Regions from separate parts of the Homo sapiens genome. Here regions 1 and 2 are each linked to region 3. A link is a contact called in ENCODE Hi-C or POLR2A ChIA-PET data. All regions are on one chromosome and are shown on one strand. The core of a region is the stretch at or near the end of the contact, and the rest is flanking DNA. Distances in the headings are between cores, read along the strand shown.

Region 1 (2,700 bases), core at 153-2,652, 140 kb before region 3:
GAGGCAGGAGAATGGTGTGAACTCGGGAGGCAGAGGTTTGCAGTGAGCCGAGATCGCACCACTGCACTCCAGCCTGGGCGACAGAGCGAGACTCCGTCTCAAAAAAAAAAAAAAAAAAAAAAAAACCTCCATACAGGGCACAGGACAAAAACAAGGAAAGCAGAAGGAATATCCAAGCAAACAACCCAGAAGTGCCATGAGGAGAGCAGGCAGAAGAGGAAGGAGCTGCCACAGGAGGCCAGAGCCTCAGAGGACAGGCCTCTGAGACTTGAGGAAGCTGAGCCCTAGAGGGATGGAGTGCACAGGGAGGGGGTGGTCCTTAGGAGAGAGCACAGGGAAGCAGGGTGGGGGCAGAGAAGGTGCTGAGAGCAAAGGGACACCGTAGGGGAGGAGGGTGCAGGGCAGGTGCCTGGTGGAGGAAGGTGAGCTCCAGGAGAGAGGGACAGGGAAGAGACCTGCTCCCTGGGCCAGAAGGGAGGTGCTGGGGAACAGAGACAGGCAGAGGCAGGAAGGCTCTGGTGGGAAGCAGTGGAGGAGAGCCCCAGTCCCAGTCGCAGCCCCTCCAGGGCAGGGGTACACTGAGAGATGGGCAGGGCAGGTGCTCAGCGAGGAGGCGGAGGGAAGGCAGGGGAAGTAACAGAGGTGCTGGCAGAGCAGCTGGCCTGGCCACAGGGCTCTCCATCAGTGTCCAACTCCAAAATGCTCCAAGGCCCATTCTTAACAAACACGTTCATAAAAACACAAAAAACCCAAAACGCAAATAAACCTTAAAAGCAAAACGAAATACAGACACATTTCTATGTACGTCAAGACACCTGCTCTGGGCCAGTGCTCTGTGGGGATGCAGGCTCCATGTCTCCACTCAACGCTCAGCGCGGCCCTCCCCATAGTTCCAGCTCTGCAGGCCAAACAGACCGTGCCACTTAAGATATGAATACAAAGAAAAATCCCACGAACAGCGAAAACACTACCATCCCAAATGCCATCAACAGACAAGATTTTCAAAATACACTAGTTAAAATGAAACAAGAATAAAAATAAGTCTATAACCACATCAAAGTGTCATTTTGTGAAAGCAATTCACACTGACGCTTTCTAAGGCACTTCATTTTCTTTTTCTTTTTTTTCATTACTATCAATATGATAAGCAAAAATCAAAAATTAGTTTGGGGGTGAGTGGATCTGCATTTCAAAATGCAGATATTAATTTATAACAAAAATACTGAAACAATTCAAAAACCACAGCAGCTGCTTGAAAAGCCATAATGCAACCACAAGCAAAAATGGCAACTAAAGGCTCTGATGATGTAAAGGCATCTGAAGAGGGCTCAGGAAGTATTAGGAAAGGGTATTTCAAAGCCACATTAAGATGGGATCGGATGTCGTTTTATCTGTGTTCAAGCTTTAAGGAGTAGATCATTACGGGCTCATTTCCTTCCTTCGATTAGAAAATCAACAGAAACAAAACTAACAAAATGTGCAGACCATTCCTTTGTATCAGAATAGACAGAACACTGCTAAGCTTTACCCCATGCCTGGGAGGCACCTGCAGCTGGCAGGATGTGCCACGCAGCCTGGGCTGGCAGCAGTGTCCCTCCATACCCCAGGAGTCAGGGCCATCTCCTCTTCAGCATGCCCTTCAGTAAGACTGGATCTAAATGCCACAAGGAGACGTGGGACCTACCCAGTGTGTCTGCCTCAGCCTCACAGCCTGCGAGAGGAGAAGGGCAACAGCAGAGGGTATCGTGTCAGTAACGAAAGAAGCCAAATGCCAAGTTCTTTAACATTTTATATTTCAGCCAACAATTAACACATACTTGAAAATCCTTCAAAGTTACTATTCTGTGAATATACTCCAAAATCAGGATTTTTACACAGACAACAAGGTTGCATTCATTACCATATAGGAACTGTCCCTTTGTAACTCTTCCTCCCCAAATATATAACCATTAGTTATAAAAAGCAAACTTCAGAACAGGGCAGAGTGAAACACACACACACACACACACACACACACACACACACACACAAAAAAAAAAATTTAAAAAGTAAACTCCTCGCCCCTGTGGGGTGCTTCACCACAGTGAGCTGAATGTGACCGGGTGACTCTCCTCTGTGGGCAGCTCTGATGATGAGGACACGCTCCACGATCTGGGAGCTTGTCAGATGAACCGTGCGCCAAGATACTTTCAATAATGGCCCATTAGACATTTTCAAGGGCATCATATGTACAGAACGCTACAAACAGAAACCCAAAATCTACTCTGGAAGATTGGGGAAAGCAGAGACTCCAGGGAGCTGGGGATGATTTCCTGAGAGGGGCTAGAAAGGACTGGGCATTCGACTTTCTTTGGGTCTTGAACAGATGCACCAGCAAGGACCTCCAGTGTGACTGAGGACAGTCCCAGGGAGCGGGAAGAGGGCAGGGCCTGCCCATGCTCACTGGGCTGACCTGATCAGGGCCAGACTTGGAGATGAAGTTTGGTGAAGTTTGCCTTCACCCCCAATGGAAGGTGTGAGCCCTATGGTGTCCCCTCATTGAAAACAATCACAGACTGTGAAAGTCAACAGTGAGCGTCACGGTTTAGAGGTGATGCTTTCCTACCTTCTTTGTACCTCTCTATTTTCCAATTTTTCTATCAACAAGCATTTTAAATGCACACAATTTTTAATTGACAGGGGGAAAATCATCTTTTAAAA
Region 2 (2,700 bases), core at 97-2,596, 160 kb before region 3:
GCAGGTGCCTCGTGGGAGGTGTTCAGCGCCTTCAGCCAGGGTTGAGCCCAGGGCACCGCAGTTCTGGACCGCACACCCAGTCCCTCGGAGCCAGGGGTTGTCTCCAAGGATAGAGTTCAGTGGCACCTTTGAAAGGGCATTCTCTGCTGGGGGGTTCTTGCTTTGTTGGGTGGTGTGACCGTGGCACCCCCTGGCTGTAGCTGTCCACATGTGTAGGCCCCACAGGTAGAGACAGCAGGGCCCAGGCCGAGGTCGGGGGAGCCCCAGAACAAAGTAGTCTTGCCGTGAGGCTGCAGCTGGGTGTGGAGAAGGGATGTGGGGGCCAACCCACCAGGGCCAGCAGGAAGAATGGTGGGGGGCATCTGGCTCTTTAGGGCGGCTCCTGCTGAGAGGCTCACTGTCGGGGGCGGGGGCGGGGAATCTCACCCAGATTTTACAATACTGGTGTGACCTTGGGTAAACCTAAGAGGGTTTAACCTCCTACACAGCAAAGAGTACTTCCATTTCTTTGCATTTACTATTGAGCAGCAATTACATTACATCAAAGTGTGGCGTTCATTTATGAAGAACATTAAGATGGCGACAGTGCAGCCCCAAAGGTGCACATTTTCAGCTCTGGGAATACAACTTAGCTGTCATGGAAGAAGGCTTCAGCTGATGAGTACTGTTTACAAATGACAAGCCTTTAACTCAAGCTGACATTGCTACCTTCTCACATATTGGACTTGTGTGGACACAAATGAAGGTGACAATCGGAAACTGCCCTTCAGCCTCGCCCACGCCCTGCTGCCGGAAGCCTGGAAGCAAGCTGTCCCGCTCAAGTCATTTCATCCCGTTTCTTACCTTCCACCTGAAATCTGTTCACCTAGACAAGCTCAGGAAGCAAACGGAATGTGGCAGCTGCCCCTGCTCAGAGTCTATAGGAGTGCTTTTCCTCTGGGACCCCTGAAAAGGGACAGAACCCTGTTTGTACTTGTGGAGGACCCCGCAAACGCCCCATACTTCTGGCTCAAACACATCAAGCCTGTGGAGGAAAGCTGGGCAGCAGGTTCCTGACCCCACTTCTGCCGCAGACAGTCTGGAGGAAGGAAGCCTCTCACACAGGACACTCTGCCTTCATCACCACGCGCACCCTAAGAAAGTGCTTTCCACAAGCTATGTGGTGTCCAGGAAGTGACAAATCTCCAGAACCAGGAGGCACCTCCCTTCCCCCCGGCAACAGAAAAGTCATCTACTCCTGGCAGAGGGAGAAAGTGGTGGTGACCCAGCCTGGGGACAGACGGAGAGGGGCCACCCTCATCTGGCAGCCACAGAGTCTCCCTCCCCTTTCACGGAGTGCCAGGTGGAGGTGAGTGCTGCTCCAGGTAGGAGGCAGCCCCACCCACAGGAAGGTGGTGTCTCTACCAGTCCTGTGTTAAGTTTAGCTTCCCGGGAGCACGTTTAACAACTTAAAAACAAGTGACAGCCAGCCCTGTGGGAGGCTGAGGTGGGGAGATTACTTGAGCCCAGGAGTCTGAGACCAGCCTGGCCAACATGGTGAAACTCCATCTCTACTAATACAAAATTAGCCGGGTGTGGTGGCGCACGGCTGTCATCCCAGCTACTCAGGAGGCTGTGTGGCAGGAGGATGGCTTGAGCCCAGGAGATGCAGGGTGCAATGAGCCGCGATCCACTGCACTCCAGCCTGGGGGATAGAGCAAGACCCTGTCTCAAAAAATGAAAAGATAGATAATAAAAACAAGTGACATTAATTTTAATATTTTCTTTTTTTTTTTTTTTTTTGAGACGGAGTCTCACTTTGTTGTCCAGGCTGGAGTGCAGTGGCACGATCTTGGCTCACTGCAAGCTCCACCTCCTGGGTTCAAGTGATTCTCCTGCCTCAGCCTCCCAAGTACCTTGGACTACAGGCGCCTGCCACCACGCCCAGCTAACTTTTTGTAGTTTTAGTAGAGATGGGGTTTCACTGTTAGGATGGTCTTGAAGACCTCCTGACCTCGTGATCCACCTGCCTTGGCCTCCCAAAGTGCTGGGATTACAGGCGTGAGCCACCGCACCTGGCCAATTTTAATATTTTAACTGAAGATGTTTCATATAATATTCAGCAATATAAAAATTACTAATGACTTTTTTGGTAAGAAGCCTTTGAGGTGTGCTGTGTGGTTGACACGTTATGGCACTTTTCAGGTTGGACTGGCCCCAATTTACATACTTAGTGGCTGCAGGTGGCTTCTGACGGCCATGAGGGACAGCACCCTTCCTTAGACTTCCTCTCACTGAGTGTGAGGCCCCAGAGGACTCGGCTGCTTTCCATCACTCCCAGGGGAGGGCGGCTGCTGAGACGCAGAGGTGGCGCAGCCACCAGGCTGCCAGAGCCTGATGTTGAGGGACACGCTGCTTCCGCCAGCTGGTCCCTACAAAGCCGCACCCCTAGAAAGCGACCCAACGCGAGGGCTGCAGGCTTCCTATTCTCCCATTAGCACAAAACAAATGCACACTCATTCTCCAGTTTCTGCTGGCTAACGCCTTGATGCCAATTGTGGTGGCAGCTAGGAGCCAACTAGAACCACCTTCATGCCCTCCACTGTCCCACTCTCCACTGGGCCCAGCTTCCAGAGAGATCTTGAATCAACCGCCCTCAAACCTGTCCTCCTCTCGTCTTCTGTAGTCCATACTGGCATAACGGAACTGGGGGTTCCCGTT
Region 3 (2,700 bases), core at 82-2,581:
CACTACACGCCATGCCTGGGCAACAAGAGCAAAACTCCATCTCAAAAAAAAAAAAATTAGCCGGGCGAGGTGGCATGCACCCGTAATCCCAGCTACTTGGGAGGCTGAGGCAGGAGAATCGTTTGAATCTGGGAGGCAGAGGTTGCAGTGAGCCGAGATAATACCACTGCACTTTAGCCTGGGCAATGGAGTGAGACTGTCTCAAAAAAGAAAAAAAAAAAAGAAAGAAAAAGAAAGAAGTGTGTGTTCATCCTGGGAAAACGGGCCTCTACGGCCCTCTAGGGCTTCCTGCTTTCCCTGGTGCCTGATCCAGAGAAGGTGCTCAGATACTGAACGCCTAAACCAGATCACCGTTGCAGGTGGGTGGAGGAGTAAAGATGCAGCGCCCTGGAAACCGAGAGCATTTCAGTATTGCCCGGGAATGAAGGGGTCTGAGTCTCAGCTCACGCTAAGGCTCTTAGGAACCACGCTGGGGAGAAGGAGCTTGAGAAATCTTTCACAACACATTTCAAGGAAAGGATATCTGGTTTTGAACTAAAACTATTGGTGAATTGTTAAATATTGTTAAGTGGGAACTTCTGAACCACGTTTTTCCTTTGAGGCAGAAATGCGGCATTGAGTTAAGCCCTGGTCTGAACCTGAGGGCAGCCTGGAGGTCAAGGCAGAGGTCATCTGTTCTGAATCCTGACGCACCCACCATGCCTGGAGTGGGGGCCTGGAAGATTTTCTCTTTGCTCTTTGACGGTGTGGAGGGTGGGGACAGGTCTGGAGAGTACATTTGCTAACCCCTCTTTGTGGAGAGACCATTCTGCGTCTGCTGGGACCCCAGTCTCCCCCGCTCGTCTCTCCGGAGCTTGCTCCCCAGACTACCTTCTGGACCCCAGGTAGGAGCTCTTGGAGGCGTTTCTGGCCTCGCAGCCGCCCGGCCCTACCGGCCGCCGCTCCCCCAGGCGTGGCTGCAGGGGCGGGGTGACAGGGCTGGTGGCTCCAGGAATCCGGTCAGTCCATTCTTGGGGAGGGAGGCCACCAGCGTGCCTGAGGCTTTGGGCTGTCTGGGGAAAGCCCTGGCCTGTCATCTTTGTCCTCTTACTGCCTGGTTGACAAGCATTTAATTATTATTATTATTATTAATGTTTTGCTATTATCCAGCATTTTACTAATGCATCAGACAATTGCATTTACAAACTAAAATGTTAAAGGCGTTCATGAGGAAACCTGTACTGATCCTTTGCCATCTGGCAGTGGTATGTGCAATTAGCAAAAGACTCCAGAAGATGTCTGGTGACAAATGCACCCTCTGGTGTTCCATTTGTGTTTTGCTGTTGGGTTTTTCATACTACTTAATCGTCACAGCTTATGAAGTTGGGAGCCGGCGGCGTGGACGCGGGGGCGGGGCCAAAACGGCCAGGGGTGGGGCCCACACTAACAAGGGGCGGAACCGAGGGCTGGTCAGAGTTGCTTTGCTACTCCCTAACGTTTCCATTCTATTTTCTTTTCTTTCTTTCTTTATTTATTTTTATTTTTATTTTATTTTTTTGAGAAGGAGTTTAGCTCTGTCGCCCAGGCTGGAGTGCAGTGGCGCGATATCAGCTCACCGCAACCTCCGCCTCCCAGGTTCCAGCGATTCTCCTGCCTCAGCCTCCCGAGTAGCTGGAATCACAGGCATGCGCCACCACGACCGGCTAATTTGTTTTTTTTTTTTTTTTATTTTTAGTGGAGACGAGGTTTCACCATGTTGGCTAGGCTGGTCTCAAACTCCTGACCTCAGATGATCTGCCCGCCTCAGCCTCCCAAAGTGCTGGAATTATAGGTGTGAGCCACCAACTCAGCTTAATGTTTCCATTTTAAAATGTCAGTTTTGCCGGGGCGGTGGTGCCTACCTGTAGTCCCAGCTACTTAGGAGGCTGAGGTGAGCAGATCCCTTGAGCCCAGGGTTTCAAGGCCAACCTGGGCAATATAGTGAGATGCCTCCATCTCTTTTAAATAAAAAAAAAAAAGGCCAGCACAATGGCTTACGCCTGTAATCGCAGCACTTTGGGAGGCTGAGGTGGGCGGATCATCTGAGGTCAGGAGTTCGAGACCAGCCTGGCCCACATGGTGAAACCCCATCTCTACTAAAAATACAAAAATTAGCTGGCATGGTGGCGGACACCTGTAATCTCAGCTACTTGGGAGGCTGAGGCAGAAGACTTGCTGGAACCCAGGTGGCAGAGGTTGCAGTGAGCTGAGATTGGGCCACTGCACTCCAGCCTGGGCTACACAGCGTGACTCCAGCCTGGGCTACAGAGCGTGACTCCATCTCAAAAACAAACAAAAAAACAAACTGCATTCTAAAACTAAGCTATGAAGTTGAAGGATGATACCTTTGGAAAAATGAGACCATAGTTGCATTCAAACTACCCCCCACCTCTTTTATCTGTTTTCCCTACAAGTTGGAGTATTTCTACGTTTTGGAAATGTCACTCTGAAATGACTGAAGTTGTGGCAACCCAAATTGAATACTAGATGATTTTTTGTCTAGCCTGGTCTTTTGCCTATCGTGGGTCCTTAAATGTTTGACTAAAGATGCCTCTAGTCCGGACTGATGCCTCTCCCCTTCTTCACTGAGTACTGGCATCGTGAGTGGCACTTGCTCTTCCTAACTTCAAGTGGAAGGAACAACATGTCTCTTAGATAATGTCTTTTTTTTTCTTTATTCGC

Evidence for each region. A loop is a pair of places that touch in the nucleus more often than their neighbours do. ChIA-PET counts read pairs that join two places held with the same protein, here RNA polymerase II (POLR2A). Pooled maps may share reads with other maps.
Region 1: a pooled map shows a loop between it and region 3 (2.1-fold over the local background). The contact joins two enhancer-like sites. A Hi-C loop is called at or near these places in 1 of 168 maps with a recorded cell type or tissue (heart right ventricle) and 3 of 50 pooled maps. POLR2A ChIA-PET finds 5 or more read pairs at or near these places in 3 of 52 experiments (AG04449, PC-3 and activated CD4-positive, alpha-beta T cell).
Region 2: a loop to region 3 is called in a map of thyroid gland, with 2.5 times the contacts of the local background. The contact joins two enhancer-like sites. A Hi-C loop is called at or near these places in 2 of 168 maps with a recorded cell type or tissue (heart right ventricle and thyroid gland) and 4 of 50 pooled maps. POLR2A ChIA-PET finds 5 or more read pairs at or near these places in 4 of 52 experiments (H1, PC-3, RWPE1 and 1 more).

What each region holds. Positions count from the first base shown.
Region 1 is chr14:102,199,798-102,202,497 of GRCh38, reverse strand. The region is part of intron 2 of WDR20 (WD repeat domain 20); the gene reads right to left. Among named protein-coding and RNA genes, the nearest start is that of WDR20, 61 kb to the right of the region's middle. Within about 2 kb of position 1,402, at least 4 of the 41 ENCODE cell types and tissues checked have a DNase peak (open chromatin) inside an H3K27ac peak, as active enhancers do.
Region 2 is chr14:102,219,802-102,222,501 of GRCh38, reverse strand. It overlaps a transcript of WDR20 not described here and a transcript of MOK not described here. Among named protein-coding and RNA genes, the nearest start is that of WDR20, 81 kb to the right of the region's middle. Within about 2 kb of position 1,346, at least 3 of the 41 ENCODE cell types and tissues checked have a DNase peak (open chromatin) inside an H3K27ac peak, as active enhancers do.
Region 3 is chr14:102,061,927-102,064,626 of GRCh38, reverse strand. No RefSeq gene overlaps it. Among named protein-coding and RNA genes, the nearest start is that of HSP90AA1, 24 kb to the left of the region's middle. RefSeq lists an enhancer at 1-546. Within about 2 kb of position 1,331, at least 9 of the 41 ENCODE cell types and tissues checked have a DNase peak (open chromatin) inside an H3K27ac peak, as active enhancers do.